Regions from separate parts of the Homo sapiens genome. Here region 2 is linked to region 1. A link is a contact called in ENCODE Hi-C data. All regions are on one chromosome and are shown on one strand. The core of a region is the stretch at or near the end of the contact, and the rest is flanking DNA. Distances in the headings are between cores, read along the strand shown.

The links. A loop is a pair of places that touch in the nucleus more often than their neighbours do. Pooled maps may share reads with other maps.
Region 2: a pooled map shows a loop between it and region 1 (6-fold over the local background). The contact joins the promoter of C10orf53 here to the promoter of OGDHL in region 1. A Hi-C loop is called at or near these places in 2 of 50 pooled maps.

What each region holds. Positions count from the first base shown.
Region 1 is chr10:49,759,636-49,764,986 of GRCh38, forward strand. It overlaps OGDHL (oxoglutarate dehydrogenase L), which reads right to left and starts at 2,688. Exons shown (of 23, transcript NM_018245.3): 1 at 2,604-2,688. RefSeq lists a silencer at 2,439-2,648.
Region 2 is chr10:49,676,668-49,682,018 of GRCh38, forward strand. C10orf53 (chromosome 10 open reading frame 53) reads left to right here and starts at 2,984. Exons shown (of 3, transcript NM_001042427.3): 1 at 2,984-3,127. The coding sequence starts at 3,031.

The DNA of each region.
Region 1 (5,351 bases), core at 1,438-3,937:
CTACACATGATGTGTAAAGTGGGACCTCTGTTCCCCACCCTACAACTGTGAGCAGAACCCCTTCCTCTGCTCCAGCACAGCCACTGCCATAGAGCAGCTCCCCATGAATACCAGCTAATGCCCTCCTGCCCAGACCGCCCAGCTTGTAAGCTGGGTGCAAGGACCACCCCACAAGGGGTCGCCCAGGCGGGAGGAGTCCCCTACCCCTGGACAGCTCAGGCCCCAGAAAATGTGCATTCTGGGGTATAACTGGCTTCCAAGTACTGCCCAGGCCAGGCCCTGAGCCAACGCTCCTGGTCAGGTGTGCTCAGCCAACACCTGTTGCACCCTTCTGCCTCACCCCTGCCATCAGCTCAACCATGTCACCAGAAACTCACTGGCTGGACTTTCCACAAAAGGTCAGGCCCCACCAGAGGGCAGGGCACAGCCCTCCTTCTAACTCACATGAGCCAGAGGAAAGGGGTGATGTCACCTCAATGGAGGGAGGACAGGCTCCTGGGGCAACCAGCAGCAAGCCTGAACAGAGAAAATTTTCAAAACAAAAAAGATTCCACTGCAGGGAGGAGGGAGGTGAGCTTGGGAGCCTCTGAGTGCCCCCAAGTTTCCCTCCCCAATGCTCAGCCCCTGAGGCTTCGGGTCATGTGGCCCAGCCCACGAGCCAGTGATGCCAAGCCCTAGAGCGCGGGGCACTTGGGGCCGGCTCCTCTGGGAGCAGCACCTCTCCAAGTGCCAGGCATGAGCTCTGGGGTCAGGCAGCCAGGGTCCCAACTCCTGTTCCACCTCTGACTATCCTAGAGGCCTGGGCAAAGAGAAGGTCGTGCCAGCCCAGCTGGCCACTAGGCCCAGGAGCTCCTGAAGCATCAGGGAGAATCTTCTAGAGCATCAAAAAGAATCCACAACCCAGGACGCTTTATCATCCCCAGTCTATGGCAAAGGAAACTAGATATCAAGACCATCGTCATGGGAATAAACATAATAGGCACCGTCAGGAGCACTGATTCTAGGACAGATACTGTGCTCATTTAATCCTCCCAACATCCCATGGGGTGGGCACTCATATCAGTTCCACTTTATAAACAGAGAAACTGAGGTGCAAGAGGCTAAGCTGGCTAATCTGGTGAGTGACAGGGCTGTGTGGGGTTCCAGCGACTGTGCCCTGATCACTGCAGTCAATATGTAAGCCAGATTTCTCTTAGCGATGCAGTTCCCATCAGCTGAGCCAGAGCTGCTCCCTCTGCCAGCGCCACTCCCACCCCCACAGGGGAATGGGGCAGTTTGGGCCAGATAGGGACAAAGTCTGGCTGTGTCCAGAATGGCCCGGTGCAGGAACACTGTTTTATAAACACTAAACAGTCTGGGTTGGCCACTGGGCACTGTTGTGACCTTGACCCAGCCTGGCAGGAGGGCAGCCTGCCACCCACCCCCACCTGCATCCCAGCAGGGCATGAGGGCTCAGTATCTAGAGCCAGAGCCCAAGCCAGCCCTACTAGTTCCTGCCCATACAGTCAAGGACAGCAACAAGGAGTGAGAGTCAGGTGCCCTGTGCAACCCCCTGCCCAGTCCAGACTCCAGCAGAGTTGCCCTGGGTATCTCTTGGGGGTCTCTTCTCTGAGGACAAGGTCACATAGCATCCCCAACCCAACCTCAGAACCTCAACCCAACCCCAGAAAACTGCCGACACCATGGCCACTAAGACTCCCACACACACAACCCTGTCTGGGGTGCCCTAGTGAGGACTACTCCCTAATGCACCCATTGCAGAGATCAGTAAACAGAGGCCGGGAAGGGTTCTCCCCAGAGGGCCCTCCAAGCTGGGCAGCAGCAGAGCCTGGATTCTCTCAGCAGCAGGTCTACTCTGACCCCACTTTCTGAGAAGCAGATGAGCTTTTGCTCAGCAACAAACCGCAATTCTATTTAGTTGGGGCCTGTTCCAAGACACTGGGGAGGGGCTGCTAGGGCCTGCTTGAGCCAGGTGGCCGAGGGGCGTCAAAGGGTCTCTCCGGTTCGGCGAATGCGTACTGCAGCCTGCTGTGGCCTCGGGATTACCCCGTCCCCCTCCCACATCTCCCGGGGGGCGGAAGAAGCGCATCCCATGCAAGCAGCGACCTCAGGCCATGCCGCCCTCTCTCAGGCCTCAGTTTTCTCATCTGTAATCGGAGACCGCGGTTAAAACCGTCTATTAGGCTCCTTGGTAGTCCGAAGCTGCCTATGGGTCCCGCCAGGTGCACAGCGCTGACCCTCCCCATCCCCCGCACAGCCCTCGCAGCTCCGGGCCCTCCCCTGGCCACGGAAGGCGCGGGGCAGTCTGAAGTCCTCGGGCTGGAGAAACCCACCGCGAGCACCCGCTCCTCTGCGCAGGACCCTGGACTAGCCGGGTGGTACGCGCGCGATGGGCTGGGGGTCCCGGGGGAGGCCACGGCCAGCCAAGGTCAGAGCCAAGGTCACAGTCTGTTCCTCCTCCCCCTCCCCCCGGCGGGGCCAGACTCAGGGCTGCGGGCAGCGGCGCCCCAGGACCCAGGAGAGAGGAGCTGTGGGGCCGGTCCCCAGGACGGCAGGAGAAGCAGCGGCGCAGGGACCGGGAGGGGGCGGGCCGCCGCGCTCACCGGGCGGGCGGGCCGGGTCCGCGCTGCAGCGAGGTCCGGAGGCTGCAGGTCAGGGGGCTGCGCGGAAGGGGTGCGCGCGCGCCGTGCCAATTACCTGGGTCACGTGACGCAGCCGCCCACGGGCGCGCGCCCCTGAGACTCCGCGCGTCGTGACGTCTCCATGGATGCCCCGCCCCGCTCCTGGCGCTGTCCACGGTGCTGGCGGCCCAGGCCCGAGGTCGCCCACGGCCGAAGGGGGGACTCCTCTCTGAGACCGCAGAACGGGGCTGAGGCCCTGAACCCCGTGTGCTCGTCCTAAAACTAGGACGAATGTACCAGACGACAAGCAGCCTTTGTGTGTAGGAGAGGATAGGTTTTGTTTTGTCGTCTGTAAAATGGGAATGCTATGAAAAGTTCCACTATCTTAGGGATGTTTTGAAAAAAAGATGAGATAATGCGTGAAAAGTGCTTACCCCAAATCTGATACACATTTTACCCATTCATCCTCCCACTGATGGTGACCCAGGCTGTCCTCACCACCCCGTGGCCACAAACAAGGCTGCAATGAACTTCTTCATACACATTCCCTTAGGATCCTGCGTGGAACTTTCTCTGGGATAGAGATCAACTTTCTAATTATTATCAGAATAGCAGATGCAATGTCCTGTTATTGTTTTAATCTGCATTTCTCTGGTTATCAACCATTTGCATCTCCCGTTGTTTGTTAGTTTGGGGTTTTCTGTTGTATTTTTTTCAGCTTTCTGTTGGGTTTTGTTCTCATTTAAATGCAGGGATTTCTTGTATAGGAACATAACATACCTGTGGTTCAAGTTGCCATCAAATCTCTCCTGGATTATCGCAGCAGCCTCCTAACTGGCTTCTCTGCTTCTACACTTACACTCTTGAATTTTAATCTCAAAACTACAGTATGCACTTCACAAGAATATATTCAAGTACATATCAAACCAATTAATATGGTTGCTTGTCGAGGGAGGAGGATGGGGAATGTGGATATGAGGTAATTAATCAATTACCCAGATCACTGCTGACAGAGTGCCACGAAGAAAGGAATACAACTAACTTCTGCACCTGAAGTCTCCCAAAAGTTCTTTATTTGGAGACAGTTAGGGATACATGTGGTCAAGAATCTTCAGCACTTAACACAGCACTATCATGGTATTTTTCAGTAAATATTTGTTGAATGAATGACTGAGTGAGTAAATGGACACTTGACTTGGATCCTGAAGGATGAGTAAGATTTTATCTGGTGCAGAAGGGCAGGGTTCATTGGGAATTCTTTGGACACAAGCACCAAAAATGACCTGGCTAGCTTCAGCCGAAAACGAGTTGATATGAAGGTTGTATATAAGGCAACTCACAGAATCAGAGGAAAGCTGAAAATTTACTTCAGGAAGCAGGGCTGAGCCATAGAGGAACTGTCTCTTCAAGGCTCTTCTGTTTTTCAAAATTCAAATTCCGGGTGAGAGGCAGTAATGTACTTGCAGTAGAGACGGAGTAAGGTGGCCAGATTTGAGAGACTTACGGGGATCAGCTCCACGGGGTTTAGTGGTTGACCAGATATGAGGGTGGAGACATAGATAACTCACAGGTGTCTGGCTTTAGTGACTTGGGCACAGTGGAACTTCTCAGTGAGCTAGGGAAAAGGAGAAGCTGCAGTTTGGGGTAATAGTGGAAAAGTTTACAAGTCAGAGTCACCGATTAAGAAAGATGGAAAGCCTGACACAGAGCAGCAGGCAGGAACAAGGCTCTTGCAAATCAAAAGGCTTCAGAGCCTTTCAGCCTTCCAGCCTAATTGGTGTTCTGCTAATTGCATTGATTAAAGCAAACATTTGGGGCAATCAACGCTCCCATGAGGGTGGCTGCCATTCTCAGAAGCCTGAGAGGATTAGTGGCAGTGGCTGTAGGCTTTGCAGAGATCTTCAGAAACAGACACCTTTCTTTTTTTCCCATGCCTGTGGCGTGTGTGTGTGTGTGTGTGTGTGTGTGTGTGTGTGTGTGTCAGAACATGGAAGTTTTTATTTATTCTAGTTGTACAGAACTTAAATGATACAGAAGGATACAGAACAAAATGTGAAAAGCCCCCTTCCACCTGCCCCAACCTCACCTCTTTTTTTTCCTTCCAGAGATAACTACTGGCCAGTTTGGCAAACATTTTTACAAAATTGTTTATGTATTTATATCCATATGCTTCTACAAACATATACATAAAAATATGAAATGGATCACACTAGAATATAGTTCCACGACTTGTTTCTTTTTTTCCCTTGTCTTGAAGATTTTTATTTAAACTCAGTATGTGTAGGACCACCTCATTCTTTTTCATGGGTATGTTGTATTCATTATAGGGATGTATGGTGACTGTATGTCACTTCTCTCCCATTGAATGAACATTTCCATTTCTTTTGACATTTACAGAAAAAAAAGGAGAAAAGAGTCCTCCTATATATTCCCTTTAGTACATGCAAAACTACTATGGTAACATTGATTTCTCTTTCTTTCTTTCTTTCTTTCTTTTTTTCTTTTTTTTTTTTTTTTTCAAGATGGAGTCTTGCTCTGTCACCAAGGCTAGAGTGCAGTGGCTGGATCTCAGCTCACTGCAACCTCCACCTCCCAGGTTCAAGCAATTCTTCTGCCTCAGCCTCCTGAGTAGCTGGGATTACAGGCTCCCACCACCATGCCTCGCTAATTTTTTTATTTTTAGTAGAGATGGAGTTTCATCATGTTGGCCAGGCTGGTCTTGAACTCCTG
Region 2 (5,351 bases), core at 1,734-4,233, 83 kb before region 1:
AAGAATCTACAAATAAATTAATAGAAAGCATTAAAAAGGTCAAGGTGGCTTTTATAAAATCAGCACATAAAAGTCCATTTCATTTTACATACCAGCAACAAATAATAAAATCACAATTAAAAAGATGTTTACAATAGTGCCCAGGGATAAATCTAACAAAAGACATGAAAAATATGCAGATCATTACAAACATATTGAAAGACATTGGAGAAGATCGAAATAAAGGAGAGGTATTCCAAGTTCACAAATAGGAGGGCCTCAGAAAGAAGTCGGTTCACTCAAATTGATCTATAGATTCAATGCAACTTAAGTCAAACTCTCAACAAAACTTCTGCTTCCATATGGCAGGCTAGTTAATTTGAACTAGGCTTCTTGAAGATGAGATCTTTTAAAATCTGGCATATATCTTTTAAAAAAGCATAAAAGAGCTTACTGAATGAAAATTAGAGAGAGAGCAAGAGTAATTAAGCATAGCATTGGGGCTTCTCTTACCCCAGGGCTATCTAGTGCTCTTGAATAGGCGGTCTAGAGAATGACCTGCATTTTTTCAGTCCTTGCAGATGTAGAGGGTACAAGAACTGGAGTCCGGCACCACCAAGGATGGGGAAACCCTGATAAGTCACCACCCTCCTTAAGTTAGGATCCCAAAGGACTGCACCACAGGAATTAGGATTAAATATAAATCAACCAATCTCCAAATGGACTGTAGCCCAGTTTTGAGTCATCTGGATGGCTCAGAAAAATCTCAAACTCTGAAACTGTATGAAGATGATCCTGGGTTGGTACAAGTAGGAGTTAACAAGAAGTAAATTTTAAAATCTTCTATAGGGGAAGATACTATCTTAGGCCTCAAATTGTTTCTACAAATACTTTTTTAATACAATGTCCAGCACACAATTAAAATAAACCAGAACTCTAGGAGACAAGATAAAATGCGTAGAAACCAGCGGAAATAATAAACCGCAGGACAAACACATGGGTTCTCCAAACAATGGAATTCTCAAACACAGTCTATAAAATACCTATCTTTACTACAATGAAGGAGATAAAGCCAAACCTAAAACACTTGGGAAGAAACTGAAAGTGGCACAGCAGATTTGAAAAGAGAACAAACTAAAATTCTAGAATTGAAAAATATATAACTGGAATAAACAATCAAATTCCTGGCTTTTCTTCTCAGTTAAGAGCCAAAAAGAAAATTCGTAGACTGGATTACAGGTAAAAATGAATGAATGCATGCATACAAACGTGTATACATACAACCCCAAAAGAAGTATGGAAGAAGAAAAAAGAGAAAAGCACAGAGAAGACACATGCAGATTACAATGAGAAGGTCTAACATATACCTAGCTGGAGTCCCTGAGAATGAGAAAATGGAACAAAAGCAATATGTGAAGAAATAATGACTCAAACTTTTCCAAAAACTGATGAAGGACTTTAATTCAGTTTCAAGAATCTCAACAAATCCCAAGAGAGGTAAAATATACAGTAGCATACGTTGAGAGAATTAGTGGGAAAGGGTTTTTTAAATCCTTTACTGTTACAGTAAAACTACAGAAAGCAAGAGATAAAGAAACATAAGCGGTCTTGAAAACAGAAGAGTAACGGAAAACAACTATTCATACAAAACTTTTAGCAAAGTTAAAACAACGTTAAATTTCTAATTAATAAAAACACTACAGTGAGTAGAGGATTTTTGCCTTTAAAGACGTGTACAAAGTTTATAGAGAACCAGAAAATAAGTCCTTCTAAGACAAGACAGGTAACCACATAGAGCCAAGAGGATGAATAATGACATCATGTACAGTCCTGCCTTCCTCCATAGTCTGCTGGGTTCAGCTGTGTTGGTGAATTCAGTGGTTCTTGTCCGATGGTGCGAAACTCAAGTGCTGGGGGAAATTATGTATGACCCATAATAATGTCAAAATTCTGCTGATATCATTCCTCTATTTAACAATCGTGTATAAACTAATTCTCATCAAAGAAATATGTATCATAGAACATACTGTACACGTGGAGAGAATTAAAATACACAGTAGCATACGTTGGGAGAATTAGTGGGAAAGGGTTTTTAAAATCCTTTACTGTTCAAAAGGAGGGTAAAAATATCAACTACAATTGAATATTTAGAAAGTAAAGAAATGCTGTAATCGCAAGGGTATTGCGATTGTTAGGTTGGGCTAATTTCTGTAATAAACAACCCCCAAAATCTCAGTGGTTATGGAATAAATGTTTCCTTCTGGCTTCGGTCACCAACTAATGCAGATGGGTGGGGCTCTATTCGGCGCAGCTACTCAGTGGTCCAGGTTCCTCCCACGTTTTGGGTCTGTCTCCCCGGGAGCCTCGGGTCCTCCCTGGGATCCCGTATCTGGCTACCGATAAGAAGAGGGAGACAGCAGGTGTGGAGGAGACTTTTTAGGAGCCATGCCTAGAAGTGGTGGATGTCTTTTATGTCCAAATTCCAATGAGCAGAACTGAGCAAATAAAAGGGAATTGGACGAATTCAGTTTTGGCTCCACCAAATAGCCTAACTGGTGACAGAAGGGGCCGGGGGAAGAAGGTGGGGGAAGAAGAATGATGAACGAATACTCCCAATCAATCAAAAAGAGGCAAGAAAATAGAAGAAATGCAAGGGTTTCCAATCCATACTACACCCCTGTCACTCTTGGGACCGCAACTTGCCCTCCCAGAGCCTCGGTTTTGTAAACAAAAAACATAAAATACTTCCTAGGGATGGTAAACTGATTCAACCAGATAACGCAGGGAAAATGCTTCGCACGCCGCCTGACACGAACTTACTGTGCCTGGCTGCTGCTGTTATTTATCACTAACACTTGCCACACCAGCTCAAACGCGCGTATTTGCGGACCAGGCGCTGAGGGTCACGTGAGCAGCTTGGGGCCGGGAGGATCCCCTAGCGCCACCCCGGCCCCGCCCGGCGCGTAGCGACGCCCACGCGCCCGGGCCGGAAGAGAGGTTGCTTAGCAGCGTGTGTTTCTCCCTTGCCTCTGCGGCGGCGGAGGCCTGGCGATGCCCAAGAACGCAGTGGTCATCCTGCGCTATGGGCCCTACAGCGCGGCAGGCCTACCGGTGGAGCACCACACCTTCCGCCTGCAGGGCCTGCAAGGTGGGCCTCCTCGCCGCGTGCGCCCCTGAGGGCCCCAGCCTCTGAGCATCCGTGCAGGTGGTGCCCTGTGCCTAGGCCTTCCTCAGACCCCCACGAAGCGCCACCTCTCCAGGAAGTCTTCCCCAGGATGATGTTGCAACCTATGGCTTCCAGGGCTGGGCTAAAAGAGTGGGAAGGCTCTTCTATCCAAGAGTGAGCTGTGGGCCCACCCAGTGCCCAGCAAATTACAGAAATTACCTCCATAGAAAAAATTACATAACCCTGCTTTAAGAATTGGGAAACTGAGGATCAAGAATATTAAGTGACTTTCACAACTCAAATGGCTGGGAAGTAGCGTTGCTGGTATTCCATCTCTTAATCGTTCATGCAGCAGACTTTTATTAAGCACGCAGTGTGTGTTGGACACCCTTCCAGGGACTGAGGACACACTGTTAAACAGTGATGAATGTCCTTGAAGTAATCTCCTTGTTAACTGCTAAATGACAGCTGTGCCTAAGCTCTGACTGAGGCTAGGTGGTGCCATGGGAGCTAACCACAGTGGGACCTGTGACTAGCCATAATGGGAGGGGAGAGGGAGAGGTCTGGAAAGGCTCATTTAAGTGGAGCCTTAAATGAGCCCACATTTAAGTAGACCTTTAAAGAATGAGTAGAAACTAACCAGGTAAAGAGAGGAATGCCTTCCAGGCAGAGGGACTAATAATATAGGCAATGGCTGGAGGCATTCAATAAATGATGTATTAATATTTGTTAAACTGATGGGGGATGAGGCTGGAGAGGTAATCAGGCCAGATCCTGCAGTGCCGCAGATAAGTTTTAGGCAGGGGATGAAGCTGTTGCTGCTCTGAGGAGAACAGATTAGAGGGGGCAAGAGTGGAAACAAGGAAGACAAGTCTGTTGGGGTGGTCCAGGGCTGAGATGAGAGTAGCTTGGACCATAAAGGAGACCATGGATCAAAGTGAAAGCAATGGTACTTCCTGAGAGGATGGAGGTGGGAGGTAAGGGTAAAAAGAATGTTATCCGGATCTAATCAGTGTCTGACTTGAAACAGTGCTGATGGATGGATGTACTGTCCACTAAAATCAAAGACACCAAAGATGGACCAAAATTTGGAGGAATATGTGGAATCGTTCCAAAGGAACAGTCTATTTTGGTCATACAGATAGTCCCCAACTTAGACTTCTTGACTTTAGCATGGGTTTATTGGGAGGTAACCCTATCCTAAGTTGAGGCACATCTGAACCTACAATGGTTCCACTTAACGATTTTTCCACTTTATGATGGGCTTATCCAGGTATTAAGCCCACTTTCCACTTACAGTGGGCTCATTGGGACCTAGCCCCATCATAAGTCAAGGAGCATCTGAATTAAGCTTCATGTGCTTTCGGCTACCTAGACAGAGGTGCTGAATCAGCTCTGTTGTTCTGGAGTTCAGAGAAAAAGTCTGAAATGGAGATAGAAAGATGTGAGTCATTGACTTGGAGAGAACATATAGAATGAGATGAGAGCCCAGGAATGACCATTGATGAACTCCCATCCTATGACCCAAACTAAGAGTCTTCCAGGCAAAATACCCTGAAGCCTAAGGACACAAAAATTAGTTTTAGCTGAGCAATCAGGGAAAGCCTCCTGGAAGAGATGGCATTTGAGTTTGAGTTTGAAGGATGGGTAGGATTTCAATCAGCAGAGGAAGTTACTTTCTGTGAGAGAACAGTTGATAGAGAAATTTCTGTTGCAAATACCTCCATGTTTGTATTTGTCTATTGGGATTGCCAAAACAAAATACCATAGACTATGGGACTTAAACAATAGAAATATATTTTTTCAGTCTAAAGGCTAAAAGTCCCTGATCAAGGTCTGGCAAGGTCAGCTTCTGGTGAGGGCTCTGGGCGCTCTTCCTGGCTTGCTGACAGCCACCTTCTCTTTTGTCCTCACCTGGTGGGATTATATGGGGAGAGCGGGGAGCAAGCTCACTGGTGTCTCTTCTTATAAGAAGAAAGACACTAATCCTATCAGATTGGGTCCTCATCCTTATAACCTCATTTAACCTTAATTACCTCTTTAAGCACCTGTAGTCACATTGGGAGTTAGGGCTTCCATATATGAAGTTGGGGGAAGGGGGGCAACAATTCAATTCCTAGCAGTGTTGCATGGTGATGTTTAAAATGTTTTGTAGTTTTGGCTAAGAAGACAGCCTAAATAAGTGACTTTTCTCTTCCTCCCCCTC